Regions from separate parts of the Homo sapiens genome. Here all the other regions are linked to region 1. A link is a contact called in ENCODE Hi-C data. All regions are on one chromosome and are shown on one strand. Each heading gives the region's core, a stretch centred on a gene start or an enhancer-like site at or near the end of the contact. The rest is flanking DNA. Distances are from core to core; before and after follow the strand shown. Region 1 holds the start of ZC3H15 (zinc finger CCCH-type containing 15). Region 2 holds the start of FKBP7 (FKBP prolyl isomerase 7). Region 3 holds the start of SESTD1 (SEC14 and spectrin domain containing 1). Region 4 holds the start of UBE2E3 (ubiquitin conjugating enzyme E2 E3). Region 5 holds the start of NABP1 (nucleic acid binding protein 1).

What was found. Hi-C counts contacts between places; a loop is a spot of excess contacts on that map. Pooled maps may share reads with other maps.
Region 2: a loop to region 1 is called in a map of CD8-positive, alpha-beta T cell, with 20 times the contacts of the local background. The contact joins the promoter of FKBP7 here to the promoter of ZC3H15 in region 1. A Hi-C loop is called at or near these places in 1 of 168 maps with a recorded cell type or tissue (CD8-positive, alpha-beta T cell), 1 of 37 single-sample maps with no recorded cell type and 5 of 50 pooled maps.
Region 3: a pooled map shows a loop between it and region 1 (14-fold over the local background). The contact joins the promoter of SESTD1 here to the promoter of ZC3H15 in region 1. A Hi-C loop is called at or near these places in 2 of 37 single-sample maps with no recorded cell type and 9 of 50 pooled maps.
Region 4: a map of naive thymus-derived CD4-positive, alpha-beta T cell shows a loop between it and region 1 (8-fold over the local background). The contact joins the promoter of UBE2E3 here to the promoter of ZC3H15 in region 1. A Hi-C loop is called at or near these places in 2 of 168 maps with a recorded cell type or tissue (CD4-positive, alpha-beta memory T cell and naive thymus-derived CD4-positive, alpha-beta T cell) and 12 of 50 pooled maps.
Region 5: a loop to region 1 is called in a map of gastrocnemius medialis, with 15 times the contacts of the local background. The contact joins the promoter of NABP1 here to the promoter of ZC3H15 in region 1. A Hi-C loop is called at or near these places in 1 of 168 maps with a recorded cell type or tissue (gastrocnemius medialis), 1 of 37 single-sample maps with no recorded cell type and 17 of 50 pooled maps.

Annotation. Positions count from the first base shown.
Region 1 is chr2:186,483,689-186,488,190 of GRCh38, forward strand. It overlaps ZC3H15 (zinc finger CCCH-type containing 15), which reads left to right and starts at 2,572. Exons shown (of 10, transcript NM_018471.3): 1 at 2,572-2,769. The coding sequence starts at 2,695. LOC105373785 (a long non-coding RNA gene) reads right to left here and starts at 2,312. Exons shown (of 2, transcript XR_001739147.3): 1 at 2,112-2,312. RefSeq lists an enhancer at 2,202-2,681.
Region 2 is chr2:178,475,750-178,480,251 of GRCh38, forward strand. FKBP7 (FKBP prolyl isomerase 7) reads right to left here and starts at 2,851. Exons shown (of 4, transcript NM_181342.3): 1 at 2,530-2,851; 2 at 1,313-1,464. The coding sequence starts at 2,750. RefSeq lists a silencer at 4,462-4,502.
Region 3 is chr2:179,262,563-179,267,064 of GRCh38, forward strand. SESTD1 (SEC14 and spectrin domain containing 1) reads right to left here and starts at 2,270. Exons shown (of 18, transcript NM_178123.5): 1 at 1,937-2,270. RefSeq lists an enhancer at 1,002-1,071 and silencers at 1,400-1,563, 1,672-1,741, 1,752-2,371.
Region 4 is chr2:180,978,615-180,983,116 of GRCh38, forward strand. UBE2E3 (ubiquitin conjugating enzyme E2 E3) reads left to right here and starts at 1,991. Exons shown (of 6, transcript NM_006357.4): 1 at 1,991-2,359; 2 at 3,404-3,622. The coding sequence starts at 3,429. It overlaps UBE2E3-DT (UBE2E3 divergent transcript), which reads right to left and starts at 2,398. Exons shown (of 2, transcript NR_187176.1): 1 at 1,452-2,398; 2 at 1-1,052. RefSeq lists a silencer at 1,409-2,268.
Region 5 is chr2:191,675,426-191,679,927 of GRCh38, forward strand. It overlaps NABP1 (nucleic acid binding protein 1), which reads left to right and starts at 2,711. Exons shown (of 6, transcript NM_001031716.5): 1 at 2,711-3,280; 2 at 3,565-3,703. The coding sequence starts at 3,190. RefSeq lists silencers at 318-612, 2,403-2,752, 3,353-3,412 and enhancers at 560-669, 2,263-2,342, 2,552-3,054, 3,882-4,502.

The DNA of each region.
Region 1 (4,502 bases), core at 1,322-3,821:
ATATTGTTCACAGAATCTATAGGAAGCCTGGAAAATCAGGCTTGGGAAATAAAAGAAGCAAGAAATAATAGCAAAGAATGAAGTAAGGACTTGTATGGATCTTGCCACACTGGCCTGCCGCCACTGGACTGGTAATACCATACATGCACTCTAATGCCCTGAAAAATTCCTACACTTTGAGTCTTTGTCTTGTTTTCTTGAGATTAAAAGCCTGAGACATAGGGCTTCCTTCCTATACAGAAGGACATTAGAATGCTGGATAGCAAACAATAATTTCTATTCAGTACAAAATCTACTGCCTTAATCTATTACATCTGATACATTCCAATAAATGTAAAGTTATCCAAATGGCTATATCCAAGGCAGTAAATTCACAGCCTGTCTACCAAATCGAAGCAGTCAGGTTTGACAGTTTTTCTTTTAGTTCTTTTACGGTGGGCATTTACCTCAGGTTTAACACTGTTCCCACAACTTCCTAATGTATTTCACTCATCCTGACGCTCAAGTTTATAGCCCTGCTTTCTTGGGTATATGAATTGTAACCCTTGGACTATGCCTTCTAAGCACTGTTTTGTGAAAGTTTCGTTTGAATTGTAAGGTCAATAAAAATAGCAGTAGAAGACATAAAAGTCCCAGCCCTGCTACCATTTGCTATTTGAGACCAGGAAAAACCATGTACCTTATTTCAAAAAGTAGTGAATTCAATGAGTTGGACTTCCTTATTTCTAAAATGTATGAAGAAATAGTGTACGAGGGAGAGTGCTATAAGAGCATGTACTATATTCAGAAATGTGTATTTTCCACTTGAGGCAAGAAAGGATCTTTGTTCTCTACCTGGGCTACACTTCAGAGGAAAAAACCGAAAGCAAAGGTCAGGAGACAGAAGAAGTTATGAACCATGAAACTGGAGCCATTATCATAACATTATGAGACTCTAGATTCTTTGTAACTTCCCCATATTTGTTACTTATAATTCATTTGCCTCATAATAATAATCAGTAAAATTACTCAAAATCAAAGGCCCAAAGGGCATCTTTGGGGCACTAAAAGTAGGAAGTTAAGACAACTACATTCCATATGCAAACAAAGTCTCAAAGGAGACGATCCCCAAATAATCAAATGGATAATAATACTGAGTAAAGAGGGGGCTGGCTGCATCCCTCCATCCTCTGACAAGAACTATGACAATTACAAAAAATAAAGATGAAAATATGTAAAAGGGGGGGAGCCCATTAACCTGCCAATATGAGCCCAAATGAAAAAAAGTGTGTCAACATACACCTGCCATTCTCGACACAATTCTTTTTAGTAGCTATCACATTTCTTCTACACACACACATACACACACAAAACATACTTGGGGTTCCTTGACATTATCTTACGTAGAAAATTACTAAGCAAATAATCAATTTGACTAAGTAGGGGGGCTTATCGTTTTCTCCCTATTCAAATTAATGAAAAAGATAAAAAAACTTTTATCTATAAAGATGATTCTTGGTTCCACAATGCTTCTTAACAGAAATAGTTTAAACAATAATCATTTTAAAAAATAACAGCTAAGCATTGTACATTTTTAAAAAATAGTATTTTCGTTTGTACAAATATCAATGGGTCCCATTCATCATTCAAGTACCTTTTCAAACAGGATCTAAGTTTGTAATGTTAGGTAATAGGCATATAGGCTGAAGCCGGACTGCCAAGATTACAATTGCTGGCTCTGTCCTTAATATAACTTTGGGCATCTTTCTTCCTTTCTCTGCTTCATCTATAAAACGAAAACAGTAACAACTCCCACCTAAGTGTCGTTGTGATAACTAAATGAAATAGTGTGTGTAATGTGCCAAGGAATTTCTGGAGCTACCAAGCACTTAAACTAAGTTCTAACTAAGTTTGGTTACTTTCACGTTATAAAGGAATTTTTAGGAATCACCTAGGCACTCTCCTAAAGTCTCAAAATAACTTAATACAGTACTTCTAAGGAGTTCAAGTGCCTCCTTATCTGGGACGCCATCTCAGATGCTCTTCAAATGAAAGGGACCCTGCAAATGAAAGTTAACTTTTTCCATTTTTTAAATAATCCTTCGCAGGAATCTGAAGCACGCGACACTCACGGGCCATTCAGCTCCGCCTCTCCAGGGAACAAGAAGGTTAACTGAGTAACGTGGTCACGGAGCAACCCCGAGTCGCTGCGGCTGCTTAGTAGTCACTCAGGATGGGGATGGTACAGGGGACCATTAACTGGCCCGGCAGGAAAAGTTTCCCGGTGAGGTGACGATGGACAAGAGTCGCCCCATCGTAAGCGAAAGTGGACTGAGAGGAAGCACAAACGCATGGACTCAACCAGCTCGCCCAGATTCACCCTCAGGCCTTTTGCCATCTGAAAAGGGCCTATCGGATGCGCGACATCACGAGTGACGCGTAGTCATTTTCCCACGTCCCGTCCCTGCCCCCTCCTAGTGGGACGCAGTGGGCGCGCACGCGCAGCTCCGCTTCCGGGAGCCGCTCCTCGCTACCCACTATGCTCTGCGACATCGACCTGTCGCAAAGGCCGCGTTTGCGGGGCCAATGAGCGACTCGCTTTCCGTGCGGTGCGGCGAGTGAGGCCCCGGTCTTCCTCCTCGTCCTGCCGCAGGGCCAGAACCCCTGACGGTATTCAGCTGCGCGTAAGTCTGGCCGGTGCCATCTGTCTCCGCAATGCCCCCCAAGAAACAGGCTCAGGCCGGGGGCAGCAAAAAGGCGGAGCAAAAAAAGAAGGAGAAGATTATCGAAGTGAGTACCCACCCCTCCCCCACTCACGCCGCGAGCCCTCCGGAAAGCCACTTCCCCGCTCCGGGCTTCCCTGGGAGCCGGCTCGCTTCCTCGGGCCACGTGTTCCTCCCTTAGGCCTGTGTGGCCCACTGCCCCTTCTCCAGCCCCTGATGACGCTAGCTCTCTCATTACTATAGTGACGCTGCTGGCGCCCCCGCACCTGGGCTTTGCCTCTCCGCCCACACGCCCGTGTTCACCCACCCATGCACCCGGGTGCGAAATGACCCCTCGGGACTGGCACAGGGTTTTATCCTTCGCTAGTCCTCTCAGAATTGAGGAGATTTTCCAAGGTTATGTGTGAAGAAATACGCTGAACGGTCTCGGGCCAGCGTCTTTCTGGAAGACCGACTCATGACGAGTCTTTGTGTTCGTTATTTCTTTACCCGTCACCCAGGGATGGTACTGTTAGTTCTTTTGAACCAACAAATTACGACTTGGTGGCTTTTTCGATCCACCTCTGAAATGTTTAAAGTCCCATAAAGAATGGAAGGACTTTCCGTCACAACCCAGGGTCTTGAACGCAGAGCTTGGTACTTACATTCTGAAGTGGATTAAATAGGATAACGCCTTAAAAGAGATTAGGTTTCAGTGTCACTAATTGTGTGAAGTCCCGTAACCCAGTTTGAGATATATGTGTGTGTGTGCGCGTGTATATATGTATACATCTATGTGTGTGTATATGTGTATATATGTGTGTGTATATATATTCGTTTAACACATTGAGCCTGTAGCCCTTTAATGGCCAAGGAACGCTATTGACGTTCTTACATGTTGTGCACTTGTTTTCCAACAACTGAATTGAGTTTCCTTAAAAGATGAACCATATTTGACATTACGTAAACATACCATACAGACCCCAACGAGGTATTTCTTCCCTCGATTTCTGCTATTAATCCTCCTCATAATTAAATAGGACCTCTTGTACTTTGGATATAATTAGAAAAAGCCATGACCATTTTACCGCATAAGGTGTAAAGTCTGCTCATTGGATTTAAGAAAATGCTTAAGAATTTTGCTATACTTGGCCAGGTTCCAACTTTGGAGGAGAACTGGTATTCTTATTGCCAATTTGTACAGTTTAAAACTGTCATGAAGTACTATAGCCAGACACTTAAAAACAAAATATTACCTTCACATCTGTGTTTTCTATTACCTTATTTGAACAATCTGGATTCGTGGCACTTAGGTAAATTTCAGGGGTTGCTGATCGGATGGCATTCACTTTTATGAAAACCAAGGACATTTTAGGGATGTCGTTTTCCTCGAGATTGGACCCTGATACGAAGTAAAACTCCCATTGAAATTAAATGTTATGTAATAATTTAGACAATTTAAATTATACTTCATGCATTGTAGAGCTTTCTCTATATCTAATTGTTTTATTTTTAATTAGTAGGACTAGTATTCTTATTTTAAGGAATTATGTGTGAAAGTTGTTTATAGTATCCATCAACTTTTAAAATGATGCATATGTTATGATTCTAGTCATCTTGTGACGAAATTATTTTTTAGCTAAAGAGAAAGCAATTTTAGTTTCAATAATGAAGGTATCTCCAAAGAAAAATGCAAAATAAGACAACTGCACTTTTTAACTAAAAATATTAACAACAACAAAGTGGTGAAATTAAGCCCGATTTTGTGTTTTCTACATTTAATATATATTATTTTTTTAATTTATTTTTTGTTGAGGTATA
Region 2 (4,502 bases), core at 1,601-4,100, 8.0 Mb before region 1:
TGAATTTGGCCCATTTCTAGGGATATGTCATTTTCATTATTGGTTAGCAAGTCTTCATACATGTTACAAACATTTTTCCCGCTTATTTGCTTTACCTAGGTTTTCAGATCTTTTTGCTGTAGGATTTTTAAAATGACAAGATATTGAAAGAATAAGATCATTTCTTGCACATTTGAAGGCTTGTCCTGTATTGGGGTAATAATGACTGACAGCCCATTATATCTCAGCTGTTCCTTTTACAATGTGCCCGTCCTGTCCTTTTACTCTAAACCTACATGTTCCAGTTTCTGAGTTTTATGAATTTAACTTTGGTACTGCTTACCAAAGATCTGTGTTATAAATATTTATGTAATAATAACATATGCTGAAAACAAATAAAAATGCTTAAGGTAGAGCTTATAGAATATATATAATCATCATGAGTGTTGCCACAATGTAGAAGAAAGAACTCTGGCCAGAGATCTATATTCAAACAATGTCATATTATCCTTATAAGCAAAAAGAAGGGACTGGACTGAACTAGATAGAGCTTAAGGTCATTGGGCTTTACTGTTCTCTTTATTTCATCTATCATTTTTTATTTCACTTTTTTGTTTTTAATTGTGGTAAAATACACATAACATAAAATTTACCATCATAACAATTTTCAAGTGTGTTGTTCAGTAAAGTACGCTTACACTACCATGCAACCAATCTCCAGAACTCTTCATCTGGCAAAAATGAAACTCTATACCCATTGGTCAACAATTCCCCTTTTCCCTCTCACTTCAGCCTCTGGCAATCACCCTTCTACTTTGTCTCTATTAATTTGACTACTCCAGGTACCTCACATAAATGGAATTATACAGTATTTGTCTTTTTGTGACTGGTTTATTTCATTTAGCATAATGTCCTCAAGGCTGATACATGTTGGTGCATGTCTCAGAATTTTCTTCCTTTTTAAGGCTGAATAATATTCCATTTCATTTTTTTTTTTTTTTTTTTTGTAGAGCAGGGTCTTGCTGTTGCTCAGGCTGGTCCTGGCCTCAAGTGATTCTACCACCTTGGCCTCCCAAAGTGTTGGGATTACAGGCATGAGCCACTGTGCCTGGCTTCCATATATGCATGTATTCATTTTGTTTATCCATTTCTCTATGTATGGACATGTGGCTTGCTTCCATCTCTTGTCTATTGTACATGGCTGCTATGAGCATGGCTGTACAAATATTTCTTTGAGACTGTGCTTTCAATTCTTTCAGACCTATATACCCAGAAATCTATTAATCATTTTTTAAATATAACTAAAACAAGAAATTAAAATTAAACATCTTACCATAGCCTTCCTTTCCGTATGCAAATGAAGGGGGTATAACTACTTTTCGCTTTTCTCCAGGGCACATATCTGTCATAGCAATGTCTAGGCCTTTTATGACTTGCCCAACACCAAGAACAAACCATTTGGGGTGGCCTTCATTTTGTGTCCGGCTATAACAAAAAGCAATACTTAAGTAAACTGATTTCAAGAAATCAAACTTGAAAATACAGCTGGGCATTTAAAATTGGAGTCCTCTCTAACCATCATTCCCATATAATCACTCTTTCTAAAACCCTTAATGGGGTGTTTGACTCAAACTTCCCTATAATCACCAGAAAGAAGTATGATTTGCCCAAAGTTAATCATTAACAGCCATCTCATTTTTTAAAATTGTTATCTTTACAAAAACTATTCAACAGTTAACTTTTTAATGGGTCTCCAGCCCCTAACTAGGTGCATGGCTTGTACAAAGAACTCATTTAACTCCCTGGGTTTGTTGTAAAAAAATGATAGGGCAGTTTTAGCCTCAAAAAGTCATTTTAATAGTAATTTAAAATGGTATATTTTCTTATTAAATTCTAATGATATAATTTATTAAATTCTTATTAAATTATAAAATTGTATAAATTCTTATTAAATTTCTCTATTTTATTCTAAATGGATGGAACTGTTTTTCCCAGTCCTATCTTTACAGGGTAAAGAAAAGATTCTCCCTCTGAGTAATAAGCCATCAATTAAATCAGAGTAGGCACCAGGTGGAATGAGGGAGCAGGGCCCACCAGAAGTCACCAGGGAAGTAACTGTTTTTCTTGATAGAAAGTGGCCACAACCTATAAAAATCGTGCTTCTGAAGGCCAGAATTAAATCTCTTTATTCCATGTATTCCTCCGTAAAGACTCAATACTTCTGGCAAGGGAAAAATGTGAACATCCTTATAGGCAGAACCTTGATTTAATTCTGGAGGTCCCAAGGGTAATGGTGGTGGTTGATGTGTGTGTGGATGTATCGTATTTTTGATAATTTATTGCCACAACATTTTCAATACTTTAAATAAAAATATTCAGTTTATTAGAGAAACACTGCCATATAATGTGATTTTTTTTAATGAATAAAGGGCTCAACTTTTACCGTTAAAAAATAAAACCCCAACCAACCAACCAATGAGGCTTCCGCTTGGTGGAGGCAGGCAAGATTTTGTGCAACTGGACGCACGGGCAGCTCGCAGCATTTCCTACCTGCAGTAGAATTTCGAGCCGTCTTTAGCCAGGTAGCCGTCATAATGGGCATTTAGTAGGTCTCCCTTCTTGCTTGTCTTAGAGCAGTTTTCTGGACGATGCAAAACTTCTATTTTCACTTCTTCGGTGCTCTCCTCTTTCTTTTGTCTCTGAGCAGTAAAAAGGCCCCACAGATAAAAGAAAACAATGAATCTGAATAAGAAATGCATGGTTTTTGGCATCGGCTCCAGCAGAACACTGCTCTCCCTCCCGCGTGTCACTCGCGCCCCGTGGATGTCCCGCGGCCGAGTTCCGACGCGTGGCAGGCGTTGTCCTGCGTCACAAAGGGCCGGGGCGGGGCCATAGATGCGGCCCCGCCCTCTCATGGCCCCAACCCCTCCGCCTCCCGCAGCGGGCTCAGCGCGGTTAACGCTGTTTCTAGGCCCTCGGGCTGGCTGTCCTCAGTCTTTAAGATCGCAACGCACACTCGCTCCGCTTCTTCTCGCTAAACCCGCGTATTTTACAGCAGGTTTCCTCAGGGTTCGGTGACAACATTCGCATTTTCTAAAATGAAACTGGCATAAGACGAAATAAACAGCCTGGGATGTCGTAGAGTCAGGGAATATGGTTGTCATTTCTGGAAGCAAAAGGCTTCTAAGACCCCTAGGGAACGAGCAGATAGATACTGGGGGGAGGGAGAGGCATGCTGGAAAAGGAGCGTAAAAAATAGGCTGGCGGTGGCTTTCTGGGTGCTTCGGAGGTGTCCTTGAAGCGCATTCTCAGGTCGGAATCTTGCATTCAGAGGTTCCAGGCTGAGTCGCACAACCTGAAGGCCAGCCCGATGCAACGAAACTGCGGTACCGCAACTCCTCTGCCTGGCTGCAGGCGTTTCCGAGAGCCGACCTCCACAATTCAGCATCCTCCGCTGGCTTGCATTTCTTTTCCCCGCCACTCGGGGCCGCCCTTGATTCGAGGGCCTCTGGTAGTGCGGGGAATGTTCTTTTGACTTTTTTGTACCATCCCATGGGATACGTAATTGTCCACATCAGTCAAGAAAACTTGAGTATTGGGCATGTTGTCCCAATCTCACAGCTAATACGCAGCAGGGATTTGGTCAAATCTGTGTGACAACACCACTTCACCACCAATTTTAGTATGAAAACCTTTAAAATACACAGAAAGTTGAATTCTACAGTAAACTCTCCTACACCCACCATCTGGATCCTGTCATTGAACTATATTATATTTATTACATATCCATCCATCACTCTATCCATCCATCAATTCGCCTTGTTTCCAAGTGAATACCCAAAGACTACCCAAACCAGAAAACCAGCAAAGGCCTTCTGCATTCGCCTGGATTAAGTTCTGGGAGTAGAGGTGCTATTCTACCTCGGTGATGCGAAGAAAAGCCGCAGCACTGAGCCTGATTGATGTGCTTTGCTTAAAGTTTGCAAAATTCCATAAACCTGAAAATTACTGTCGATTATGCAAGATGACAATTGCGTCCAAGCAGGAGTTTCAAAAATCATAAAAGCTAGGGGGAAGTCCCCATTTCTAGACTAAAATTCCGAAGTCGAGTTCCATGTTTTATATTCTAAATAAAATTGTGGCTATCCAAGGTTATCGGCGTGATGACAGTTCCTTGGGGGCCCTCGCCATTCCTTGTCAGAGGACCCCGTCTGCTGCACATTGCCTTCCTAGGAGATAATTTCAGACCCCTTGAATATGAGGAAAATACGAAGCAAACAGAAATAGGAAGGCTTTTATGTATTTTTGAAGAAAAAACAGGATTTTATGTAAAATAAAAACAGGATTTCATGAAGAAACAGGATATTATGTATTTCTGAAGAAAACCCAGGAAAACCCGAGAGAACTAAGTGCCCGCGGGATGAGTGTGCGGGCAGCTCCTCCTTAGGTAGGCACCGGGGCTGCGCGCGCAGCGGAGCTCGAAGGTCTTGTCCCCCGGGGGCGGTCAGCCTGGGCCTTGGCGG
Region 3 (4,502 bases), core at 1,020-3,519, 7.2 Mb before region 1:
TACTATACAGATGAATGGTATTTTTAGTAAAGTAAAACTACTATAACAGAGAAACTTTCTAAAAATCGGATTAGTTTGGTACAATTTCATTTTTTCAAAAGAAATGTCATTAATACCAAGTTCATTTTTAGAGAGTGGAAAAGCTTCAACAAGTCCTTATAAAAATACATTTTTTAAAAAGGTCAAAATGCAATACTTTGTTTTCTTAATTATTGGACATTTCATTTTCAGATATATCATTAGTAGATTACCTGTTTAAAATGTCATTAAATGCCTAGCAATGAATTAAAACCCAAGTAGATGCAACTTTGTGACCTCTACTTACAACTTTCTACATTCTGCATTCTGTTGTCAGATTCCTAGTCCATCACTAGCTCCTAATCTCTTACATCAATTATTCCATTCAATTCTTATTCACAGGGGCTAAAATGTTTGGTAAATGCAATCAATTCATTTTTCTAATGCTGGGGAAAAACTAGAGTGGGCCCAATTTTTAAGGTTAAATTTAGTCCAGAATGTTTGAATAAATATTCAACAAAACGATTTCCTGGAATTTGGAACATAAAAACAGCCTATAGAGTTGTGAAATGCTTTCTAGGTCCTTGGGGAATTTTTTCACGTATTTAGTCATGGGGCAAAGTATTACGTATAAAAGCTTCCTGGTCCTAGAACAAAGACGTATTTTACTGCTCAAAGCTAAAGGAATTAGTATTGTTAAACTAAAATAGCATACCAATGAAACCAGCTAGGTATTGGCATAACTTAACCAAGGTATGTAACCAAAGATAAATTGTACCTTATTATGCATTCTTCCTTGGGAGGAAAAATTCTCACATTAATAAGATTTAGCCAGCCAAAACAGAAAAAGTATATAGATATATGTGTGTCTGTGTATGTAGGTATGTATAAGGATTAGGATTTTGAGTGGCAATTTAAATTTGACGGTTTGCCAAGCTATGCTGGGATACATAGTGGGCATGCTTGACACAAGCAAAACGTGAAGTAAGAGACGACCTGTCAAACAGCTGCTATCTAGTTACTCCCTCGGCAGCACTCCCAACTTCTCCCGCGATGTCTGTGTGTAAGAGAAAGATGTCAAAGCACCAAGAAAACCACGGGGGCTGTCAGAGCAACAGCCAAGTCCAAACCGTGCATCCCAGGGTGAAATCCCACCCGTACCCTCAAGAGCTGGTCAGACTGCGGCTCTTTTCTAATATGAGTCTACCTAAAATAGAAAAATAAACACAACCACAGACCCTGGCCAACCCTCTCTCTCCTCCCCTTTGTGACTCTCCCAAACGCTGGAGGGATGTTAACCTCTGGCAGGCCCGTGGAAGCCAAGCCCCGCGACCTGAGGAGGCGTCCAGGAGCCTCGGCGCAGCCCTGGGGCCTCGAGCCCGTGTCCTCCACCCACCCGACAGGGCCGGTCACCGGTCACACAAAGGAGCCAGTCGCGGGCGCTGGACGCGGGACTCGCCCGAGAGCAGGGAGCCACATCTGGTTCCTGCACGCTGGCAAAAGAGACCCGCTGGAAAATAAGGACTAACGCCCAAACCTGTTGCACAATTCGGGTCCCTTTCACCCAGAAATGAACAAGGGCGCTCAGGAACGGAAAAGCGCGCGGCCCGGTCTCTGCGGGCCGCGGCCGCACCCGGCAGACGGCGCGGAGGCAAAGGCGGCCCGCAGGGCTCCCACCTCCGGCGCTTTGTCTGTGGCGGCAAGGCGGTGGGGGCGGTCGGGGCGTTGGGAGCAGAGGCGGTGGCGGGGCGGGGGCGCCCCTCCTTCACTGCGTAGCCCCTCCGCCCCGCGGCCCGCGCAGGGGAAGAAAGCCGGGCCCGCTACCGCCGCCGCCGCCGACTGCACCGGCCCAAGCCGGCCACCCGGCCGCGGGGCCTGCGCGCTTCTCCCGCCCGGGCCGAGCGGCGGCCACACTCACCTGGCTGGCGCTGACGCTAGCGGCCGGCGGCTCCGGGGCGTTGGGGAAGACAGGGGAACGCTAGCGAGGTGCGGGCGGAGGCGGAGGGCGCGGCGGGAGGAAGGCGGGCTGGGGGCGGAGCGGGCCCGGGCGGCGGCGGCAGCAGCGGCGACGGCTGCGGCTCCAGTCACTCGCGGCAAATCGCGTCCCGGCCCCTCCGTGCGTCAGGCGGGGAGCGGGGGTGCGGGTGGCCCGGCGACCTCTCGGCACCCGCGGCCCGAGCCGCGTCCGCGCGACCCCGCGCGCGCCCGGGTGACGGCGGTACAGCAACCCGCCCGGCGCGGGAAGGAGGAAGGAGGCGGGGCGGGGCGGGGCGTCCAACCGGGCCTGGGGCTGAGGGCTGGGCGCGAGTGGGACTCTGGCGCTCCGGACGGACCCTGCCGTCCCCACCCCTAGCCGAGGCCCAGGCTCCCCAGGCGGGAGGCAGTCTTGGAGAGTGGAAGGGTACCTAGATCTGGAGTCAGAAGTCTGGGCTTAAGAGAGGGTCCGTTACTTGACACCCTGGCAGGTCATTTATTTCCTCTGGCCTCATGCTGGAGTTCGAAGGTTCGAGTACAAAGTCTCCAAGAGCTGCTCCCAAGTACTCACTGCCAAGCGGTGGTGTGGCTGAAGGATGAAGGCAGATGAAAGGGAAAGGGTTGCGGTGAGGAAGGGCTGGATTCAGGGCATTTGTTTTGCTTTGAGGATCTTTCCACTGGACAGTCCAAAATTAATCCACAATGGGGCTCCCTGATAATGGCTACTTCCCCATTTTTACCAACCTAGTTATTTTTCTCCAAGTATACTGACTTAAGAGTCCTTGTTTTCATTTTATTGCGCAAATCATTTGTATGTCATTTCCTGAATTCAGTTCAAAAGAGTCATCAGCAAATTCACACCAGATCAGAGCAGCTGTGTGGTCCCAATTTCAAGACTTCCATATTATTCACTCAGCCACTCACTTCAGTATCACCTAATTCCGTTGATAAAATCTTCCTATTCCAACAACTAAGCAACCAAATTTCTCTCCACTAAAGTTTTCTGACTTAAAATCCCGTGGATTAATTCTTCCTCTTAATTCTGTGAATATCAGTCTGTCTCCATGACTTCCACCTCTTTGCCACTCTAGGTCAAGCCTTTAACTTCACTGCTGCTTCAGTTCCATATAACTGCCAGAGAGAATGCTCCAAAAAGACAGAGCTAAGCATGAAACGTCCCTCTTTAAAATCATTCAAAGTCTCTCCACCTGGTTGAATCAGGTTCAAACTCATTACCATGGTTTACAAAGCCATTTAAAATCTGATCTATTGACCTCCTTGGCTCCAGCTTCAACTCCTAATATATCTACGTATCACACAAATTCAACAGACTTTGTCTTTGTGCCCTTGTAGTTTTCCCCCACCTGAAATCCATCCCTCATTTAACCAGTTGAACTCCTATTGTCCTTCAAGATAATGAAGATAATGCATCCCTTCCTCCTTGGAATCTTCCCTGACATCATCTCCTTTCACCACATCTGTATCCTTACCCCACACATTTACAATGAATTAAATACTCTTTTTCTCTCTGCTTTCATAAAATCGTCTATCTACAGTATTCCCTATGATAATCTTTAATACTTGCTTTTTTCCTGTTGCTTTGCTTGGTGGCCTTTTCTTCCTAGACTGTGTGTTCCTTAAAAGGACAGGGATTTTGTCTAGTTCATTTTTTTTGCTCCCCAGAACATAGCACAGTGCTCAGCACAAAAAAGGTTCTCTTTAACTGTTTGCTGAAGCGTTGAAATAATTTTCCATCCCAACAAATAGATGTTGAGCATCTACTCAACGAAAAGAAAATACAGGGAAGTCCACAGTCCCAGCCTTTTTTAGCCTTCCGTGGTATTCTGTTTTTCCCTTCTCTACTATGTGGCATTCTCTGCTTATCATTTTAAACTCTCTCCAACTACCATTCACATTCTTTGCTTATCCTAGTAAAACAAGAGCATGCCAAGCAATCCATTATAATAATTCACAAAATATCCCTGCCCTTCCTCTTTACATACTTCTGGTTCCACATTGTATTACCTAGGTGTTAGATAAGAGGTAACTGCTATAATGGAAAAAACATTAAACTATAAATTCAGAGAATGAAATTTGGATGCTACGTTTTCCAATAACTACTGAATGAACTTAGCTCAATCACTTATAGTCATGAGGCTTTACTTCTGGAGTTTCTTTGGCTCTATGATTAGCATTTGTTTTTAATATTTTATTATAAAAGTAAATATATATATGCTAGATCCTTGCAATGTAGCTATCCAGCATATGTTTGAACTCCAAGTGATAGGAAACCATTCATGACCTCACAACAGTTTTCATTTTTAAACAGTCCTGCTAGTTTCTATGTTCAACTAAAATCTGTCTCTGTATACATTTGGTAAGTAGCTACAGTATTGGTAGAAACACCACTGGACTTAGACTCCAAAGAAGTTGGTCAAATCCTGGGCTTATAACTTCCTAATTGTGTGACCTTAGAAAAGCACAAAACTGCTCCAAGTATGAGTTTGCTC
Region 4 (4,502 bases), core at 741-3,240, 5.5 Mb before region 1:
GAATTTTTGAGCAGGAGAGGACTTAGAACCTTTGATACAATCTCCTTTTACATAAAAGTAATTGAAATAACTTAACTTGCCTGAGGTCATATGAACTTCGTAGAATGAGGATTAGAATACACTTCCCTGGCTTTTCAACCCAATACTATTTCTTCTGTAGAAGATGTTACCAAACAACTAAATATCTTTCTCCCCTAAGCTCCTTACCCCACTAAATCCTATCAGCAATTGGCCTTTGGGCCTTCAGGCTATTTCTGTTCTTAAATTTCCTAAAAGAACCCATGTTTAACGTACAGCTTTCCTTTTCTGTCTCCCCATTCCAAACAAAGCAAAGCTTCAACTCCAAATTGGCTGGCTTTTGCTGTAACATCACATCGTGTAAAGCTGGGGGAAAATTCTGCTTTTATTTTCACTAACAAGCTTTTCCCACAAGCACTCTTTGACCCAGCCAAATCAAAATGCTTGTCCACACACAGACCATGATCTTTTTTGAGGCATGAGATATTCTATCTGTTCATTCTGAGTGGAATATCCTTACTACTTATGAACCTAGCGAACTTTAATGAACTGTTCCCCTTCTGGACTAGGAGCTCTTAGCACAGAGTAGAGACCTGGCTTTAGTCACACAGCAATTGAATGAGTGTATGTCCAGCACCTAGCAACATATAGCCCTCAATAAAGTTAACTGAATGACTGTGTCTTTGGAAAATTATGGAAATGTAACTTACTCTTTAGAGTTGCTATCAAGCCTTTACCAAAAGTTTTCTATTAGGAGAAATAGTAAGCAAATACGTTGGCTCACTCAGTCTTTTCTTCTTTCCCTTAACTCTATACATCTTTTGACTGCCATTCTCACTCCCTTTGTGAACTGCACATTCTCACAGCACCCCTGCCCCTGGACACTTGTGGGAGAGGAATCCACAAATTCCTTTGAGGCTCCATCACCGGAACAAGTTCTCAGTAGCTGGAGAAGGCCTGGGTGGCAAACAGGAAGTTTTTGTATTCTGGCTACTTTGTGCCGTGGGGTAAAAACCGCAGAGTCCACCTGGAGACTGCAAAAAGAATGGTAGAACAAACAAAACTGTCACTATCTCCACCTAAAGCTTTTCTGGGTGGACATTCTGACTCAACATCACTCAGAACTTTTCTTTCCAGAACTGGCTCCTCATGTGCAAGACAGAAGAGTCCCGCAGAAAAGTGTCATGTTTTAGCTCTCATCGCCACCCCCCAACCCCAAACTCTTCTCCTTCACTTTTAAGAATGTTGAGCGGGACATTTTAAACACTGTTTTGGATTTTTAAGGTTTCAAATAATCCGAAGGACACTTCCCTTTGGCAGCGACAGTTGCAAGCTATGAGCCAAAAAGAAATAGAGGTTGTTCCCCTAATCTCCAAATACATTCTACCCTCTTCAATTCCCAGGACCCCAACTTGTCCCTTCCTCCAGCTTACGCGAGGGGCAAGTGGCAGCTCTTCTCCGCCTGCGTGCCTGGCCTCGTCAACAACACCCATTAGTCTCCCGTCTCCCGGGGCGGCGGGGGACTCCCAACCACGCGCCCAGGGCCCTTGCCCAGGTACTGGGGCCCCGGGAGCCACGACGGCCCCCGCGCAGGCGGATGGGATGGAACCAGCCCTGGGGACGCGGGTAGCCCAATGGGCAGCCTCGCCCCGGAGGCGGGCCCAGGCCGGAAGCCACCCCGCGGCACAGCGGCCCCGCGATACGGTGCCCGCGCCCCCGCCTTCTCTGGCACAGGCTCCGCGGCCAAGGGCGGCAGGGGCCAGCCCGCCGGGTCCCCGCCGCGCTCTTTGTCCTGGCCGCGCGCGGGCGGACGCGTGCACCCCCAGGGTGAGGGGAGGTGTGGAGAGCGCGCACGGGAGCGCGCGGGAACAGCTCGCGCCCGCCGGGCGTCGGCGGCGCGCGCCCCTCCGCCAGGCAAGCAGCGAGCACGCGCGTCGCCGCCGCGCCCGCCCCTCCCCCCCGCGCTCGCCTCGGAACTTGCTGACTGCGCGGCCGGGAGGAGCCGAGCCGGGCGGCGGCGGCGGGAGGCTACAGCGCGCGGGGGTCTCCCGCGTCCCCTCCGCCTCGCCGGGAGCTCGCGCCCTCGCCCAGCCGAGCTCCCACCCCCGCTTTTTTCCGAAGGCGCTGGGCGGCGCCACCCTCCGGCCGGAGCCCGGCACTGCACAACCCCCTCCGACTTTCAATGTTCCACACTCCCCGGCCAGAGCCTCCTCGGCTTCTTTTTTTCCCTCCCCCCCCTTCCCCCCCCCACAGCTGCCTCCATTTCCTTAAGGAAGGGTTTTTTTCTCTCTCCCTCCCCCACACCGTAGCGGCGCGCGAGCGGGCCGGGCGGGCGGCCGAGGTAAGGCGGCGGGGCCGGGGGGCCGCGTGGGGGGCGGCCGGGGCGGCGGCGGCGGTGGGGGAGGGGGCGGGGGCGGGCAGCTTTGTTCGCGCCGGGCGCCCGCGTCGCCGGTGTCCGCGAGCCGCGGCGGGGCCGGCTGGGCTGCTCGCATCACTTGGCGCCCGGCGCGGCGAGCGCTACCCGCGGCCCCCGCGCGGCCCTCCCCACAAAGGGCCGCGGAGCTGCGTGGCCGCCGCCGCCGGCCGTGGCTCGCCTCCGCGGGCGCGGAAATTTGTTGCACTTCTTGGGGCTTTGTTTATTTGTTTGTTTTTTCTCTGGGTTTCTTATTTTTTTCGTTATTTTGGACAAAATGTCGGTCCGTGATATAAAAATTGAGCGAGGAACCTTGGTGGCATTGGGAGCTTTGCAGAAGGTGCAGTTTGAATTCTGCTTTTCCCAGGGTGGCAGCTCGGTCTTGGCCGGATGAATCTTCGCTGCTGGCCGTGGAAACAGCTAGAGCAGCTCGTTAGTTGATTTTTAAATTTCCAAGTGTTGTGTTTAAAGGCTTTACGTGCACTGAGGAGGAATCGCCACCTTAAATAAGCATATGGGCGATTAACAGGGTGTGTTTTCCTCTCGGAAAGGGAATTTGGTAGCTTTGACCAATGTCAGTGTGTAAATATTTAGACGTTATTAGTGACTTTTAAACATTTTTCAGCGAGATCTGTTATTTACAGTGTGTCATATGTTATTAATGCTTGTTGCCTAAGTTCCTTGGCAAATCTGTTTCATGCCTTCTGAGAAAGTAGACAATTGATAGATTGTCCAAGAGACGGAAAAAAATGTGAGTGGGTTTTCTAACTTGAGTTCGGCAAATCCCTTAACGCTGGCGTTGTGTGACACATCACCTCCCTTGTACGTACCCCTGTTGTACGATGAAATAAGTGTGAACACTTTTGAAGCTTTTTCATTACAAGACGATTTTAGATGACTAGAAGAAAATGCTGTTGGTTTATTTCCTAGATTTAACATTTTCTCCTCCTCCTCCCCTGTTCTCTTTAAAAGTTTTCCAAGAGATAACTTCACCAAGATGTCCAGTGATAGGCAAAGGTCCGATGATGAGAGCCCCAGCACCAGCAGTGGCAGTTCAGATGCGGACCAGCGAGACCCAGCCGCTCCAGAGCCTGAAGAACAAGAGGAAAGAAAACCTTCTGCCACCCAGCAGAAGAAAAACACCAAACTCTCTAGCAAAACCACTGCTAAGTTATCCACTAGTGCTAAAAGGTAATGTGTAAAAGAAGGATCCAGCACACTTTGTCAGGTTGTCTTCCAGGTGGTTGGACGCTTTTGTTGGTTTTACCTCAATAGCAGTAGTTCAGAAATATTTACTTCATTATCAGTTTAATTGTACTTGAATGAGTTGTCATTCTTTAGGTGGTATGTAAGCAACATTACTAGAATTATACTTTTAAGCAAACTTAATTCTGTACTTCGGTAACTTCAGTTAAGAGTGTCCTTGAGTAGAGATTAGACTAACATTCTGACAGATTGTTTAAGGAGTTGGCAAGGAAAATTTGGTGAACCCAAATTAGATGGTACTTTGGGGATGTTCCTTTTATGAGTCATAATCTTCTTTAATGAAATTGACACTTCCAGAGATTAGCAGTGCCTCTCTTCATGAAACTTAATGATCAGAAATGATCATATTTGCTAGAAAATTTGCAAATTCAGGCCTTTGCTATATTTGAAAGCAGATTTAAAATTGTGCTGCAAATCTGCTTACAGTTTTACAAAACATGACTTTCAATCGTATATCACAGGTAACTTTCCTGGTTAAATTATGATTATCCCTTCCTGTGCTTGTGAGGGCAAATCAAACTGAAAAGTAGCCCTTTACAATTTGAGGTGTCACTAGTGATAGAAAACTTGCATTGTCCTTGGGCCTCTTCACTCTGAAACTTGTGGATGTGCTTGACAAGTTAATACTCAACAGCAGGAGAAACATATTTAATTGGATGTAAGTGAAAGATCATTTGTTTCCTATTGATTGATGTTTTCTGATGGAGAAAAAAAGATTCTGTCAATGAGACTCTTATCAGTGGTAGTAGTAGTGGAATATCCACAAACTCTAGTAATTATACATAAAATGTATAATGTTTACAGC
Region 5 (4,502 bases), core at 1,461-3,960, 5.2 Mb after region 1:
TACTGAGTGCTGGGTAAAATTTACAACAAAACCTTTATCAATGAGGACCCAGATAACAGAACCTTCTATGTCCAGGATTCTAATGGATGCCCTTCTGTATTACAGTGGATCTCACTAAGCATCTTTACACTAAAACATGGTGTTGAGGTTCTGGATGTAAAGTGGAAGAGTCCATCATCTCAGAGTAAGCTTATGTTTAGGCTGTGAAAAATGAAGGCTTGAAGAACAACAGCCTTAGAGAAAAGAAGACCATGAAGTAATCTTGTGTATGTATTAAAGAATCAGCAATATAATCATTATGACCTAAATGAGTAGACTGAGTGGCAGATCTATTTCACTGAATGGTAATATAAGAAAAGATATCTGCCTAGCAATAATTGTCTCCTTGACATCTCCTTTTTCTTTTTATTAACCACATCTTTGGGAGTGATTTAGAGGTAGCTGAAACCAACTAGCCTGGGCTGAACAGTTTCTGTATTGCCCAGACCATCTTGTTTCTCAAGGCTGCCTTTCGTTTTGGTTAATGAGAAAGCATATGGTTGCCATTTCCTTTCTGAGAACTGCTGAGTTAGTAGGGAAGGAAGTAGATGTTCAGCTGAGTTCTGTCCTGTGGGGGAAGGGAAGGGCTGAGCCACAGCTTGGAGTACCAGCTTCTGCTTTTGTGGGGCTTGATTTTCTGTGTCTGATTTCTTTTTATAAAATGTTCATATAATTAGCCTGAACAGCCCAACCTAATCCCTTTTCTGGGGGCAAATGATTGAGAGTTGAGTGGCAAACTTTCTTTGCCCAAACTCTTGGCCGTAACTCTTAACATTCTTAATTGGTTTCCTGTCTATTCTTAATCTTTTGAAGATCTTGTCAAACCTTAAAAAAAAAAAAAAAGAGCTCTGCCTTAAATATTGCTTCTGTGAGAATATTTTGCCTGTTTAAGAAAATACAGCTTTGAGTACAATCCAATTGAAGTGTCAAGTCCTGCCAGATAACCATGGTAGAATTAGAGCTTCTGAGCTGGATTGGGATTGAGGTTGGACGCTGGCTCTGCCATTAACTGGCATGTTTCATCATTTGTTTTATTTGATGTTGAAATTATGCTTATAATTTTATTTTACACCACTTTCCAGTATGACATCAGTGTCTTTGGCACCTTGGGCTTTATTAGTTCATGAAATGGAAGCTTCTGTTTCCTTAAAAATGCCTTGACTCTCTTGCTAATGTTGTGATAATGTTTCCAACTCTTTCTAGGGCTATAATATCTATGCTGCTTGTTTGCAAATACTTGGGAAGTGGTGGTTGATCTAAAGATACTCAGAAAGAATGGGGAGAAAATTAAGGCTTCTGACACTTTTCCCAACATTTCTGTTATCATCACCAAGAATTAACTAGATGATTCTTTAATGCCCCACTACTTTATTCTGCTATTTTATTTCTTCAGTCTGTTTTTGACTCTTATAATGACACCACTGGAAGTTAAGTCTAAACATTACCTTTAGGCTGGAGAGCTCTGGGGTCAAGATTGACTAGATTTAAAACCCAGCTCAGCCATTCTCTAGCTATCTGGTCTCTGGTGAGTTCCATCGCCTGTAAAACGGGGATTAAAAAGGGGAAAATACTGAGTATGTACTATTTGCTAGGCACTAGTTGGACAATTTATGATCCATTTAATCAATCTTCTGCTAGGCAGGGATCCCCATTTTATTATGGTTAAAAAGCTGTAATAAAAGCCAATTGACCTAAAGCTCTCACAAGTAAATAGCTGGAGCCCAGGTTTGTCTCTAAAGCACATGCTCTTTTCACTACGCGACATAAAAAAAACTTTATTAATCTTTTTTTCCAGATTATGTTTCAAGGGTTCCCACTGCTGTTGAATAATTAATTCCTTTTAGATGTACAAAAGCAAGTGCAAAGTAAAAGAAGAAAAGCTAAATGGGGAAGGTGTGTAATATGAGAGGCAGGGGGTAAGGAAAAATGAGAAGTCTGCAAAGGAATTTACGTCCTATCTGCTTAGCATTACACAGTGGAAGCCCACGTCAGACATTTGTGTTGCAGTCCTGCCTGCTCAGGGGTTGCTGGGTGACCTTCTGCAAATTACCTCATCTTTCTGGGTTTCAATTTAAGTATGCCTGAAATGAGGCGGTTGAATTGATCTCCAAATTCCCTTCTGGTGCTAAACTTCCAGCCTTGTAGCCACTGACGCCTTCACCATCCCAGCCTGTTTTCCCTTGGTACCGGACCAGCTGCCCTTGCCCGAACCCTGTTCTTCCTCGACTGCGAACTTTCTAACGTACTCACAGGTTCTAAACTCTACCGTTCCTCGTGACCGAGGGACTAAAGGGCCCGGGCAGGGGCTCAACTCTGAGAGAAAAAAAGGCAAGAAAACTCCAAAGTTGGACAGCAAGCGTCAAAAGACTGCACAGCAGGAAGGCGAAACCGAACAGAACTGCTGCTGCGCGGCGACAGCTGAAGTGGGTGGAGAACGGGAGGGCGGGGGAGGCGGGGCCGAGAGCGATTGGAAGGACGAGGGGGCGGAGCCCGCGCTGACAGCCCCCGGGGAGGAGCGAGGGAAGCTCTGCGGGCTGCGGCGGCCGGGTCCCGCCCCTTTGCTTCCCCTCCCCAGCACCAGGCGGGCGTGGCAGCAGGCGTGCCGACGCAGCGTGACTTCACAAGGGGAGGGGCGGGCCGAGGGTCCTGCCGGCGCGCGGGCGTGTTCATCAGTCGCTGTTTGGGACGCTGGGTGTGCGGTGTTCTGTCTCCGCTCCCGTTTCGCTGTCACAGCCCGTTCCTTCCCGGAGCCCGGGACAGGCTGGGCGCGCGCCCGTGTGAGTGAGCGGGACTCAGGGCAGAAGTGTCCCCTCACTGCGTTTTTTTTTCCTTTTATCCAAAGAACGGGGCAGTTAGTACGCTTGCCTTCCTGTCGCCCGGTTGGGAGCGGGGTTGGTGTGCGGAGTGGTTCGCCTTTTTTTCTTTAGAACTTGTGAGCCTTTTTTTTTTTTTTTTTTTTTTTTCTTTTTTTAGGCTCAGTGCTGTCCGGGCTGGTTTGCCCGGTCCCTGACTAACGGCTTTCTGCCCCTTCTCTCGCCACCCCTGCCCAAGGTCGCCCCTCTGCCTTCGCCCCTGTCCCGGGAGGGTGGGAAGCTTTGACCCCGCCCTGCCCACTCGCGTCTCCGCAGCCGTAGCCGCGCCTGTCCCAATATGAATAGGGTCAACGACCCACTTATTTTTATAAGAGATATTAAGCCCGGACTGAAAAACTTAAATGTCGTCTTTATTGTCCTGGAGATAGGTAAGTGGGGTTTGCAGCCTACTCCACCGCCCGCTGTGCCTCCCGGGGCGGGAGACAGGGGCGCCGGCCGCTGCGCGCCCGGGGCTCCCCTCCTCCTCCCTCCCCTCCCCCACCCACGTGGCTCTAGTGGCCTCCGCCCGAGATCGGATCCTACCTGAGGCGGGAGCCCTGGGCTTGGTCACTTCCCACCTTCCAGATGTATTAAAATACCGGAGGAGGAGTTAGCCTTTCTGGATGTCCTCATTATCTAACAACCCCTCCCTTTGATTTTTAAATCCTCACAGGACGCGTGACCAAAACCAAAGACGGCCATGAAGTGAGATCGTGCAAAGTAGCAGATAAAACGGGCAGCATCACTATTTCCGTGTGGGATGAGATCGGAGGTCTTATACAGCCAGGGGATATTATTCGGTTGACCAGAGGGTAGGTGTGCAAAAAAGTCGGGGGACCTAACAGTCTGCAGAATCGGGATTGGCCGGCTCCTGGGATCTTGGCAAGCCCTGAAGTCCCCCGCCTTTTCTGTGGGCCACTCTTGAGGAGTTTTGAACTCCTTTGGTGTTAACTTTGGGTGGTGGGCAGCGCTGGGATGTAACAGACCTTTGCAGTGAAAGGCAGTCGGTTTCAGCTGGGAAATCCGCGCCTCTACCCCGGTTTACAGGTTAAGTAGATTTTTAATTATTATTATTTTTTGGGACCGAGTCTCGCTCTGTCGCCAAGCTGGAGTGCAGTGGCGTGATCTCTCCTCACTGCAGCCTCCGCCTCGCGGGTTCAAGAGATTCTCGTGCCTCAGCCTCCCAAGTAGCTGGGACTACAGGCGTGTGCCACCACGCCCAGCTAAGTTTTGTATTTTTAGCAGAGACGGGGTTTCAGAGTGTTGCCCAGGCTGGTCTCCAACTCCTGACCTCAAGTGATCCGCGCGCCCCAACCTCCCAAAGTGCTGGGATTACAGGCGTGAGCCACCACGCCCGGCATAGATTTTTAGTTCTATTCTGAGTCAGTGAGTCTTTTTAGGAGACTGGTATAGTCCATATTTTTTCTTTTTTATAAGTTGTTTTCTCTAGTGTAGTTGCCACTCAGTTGTTTCCCACCCCTTCTCCATTTTTAATGACTTGAAATCCTGGCCAGTATTTTACATATGTTATTTAGAAATGTGGACATAAATGAAAATTATAGGTAAAGGATTTAGCATATTCTGTGATATGTCAAATTTGTACTTGGAAAA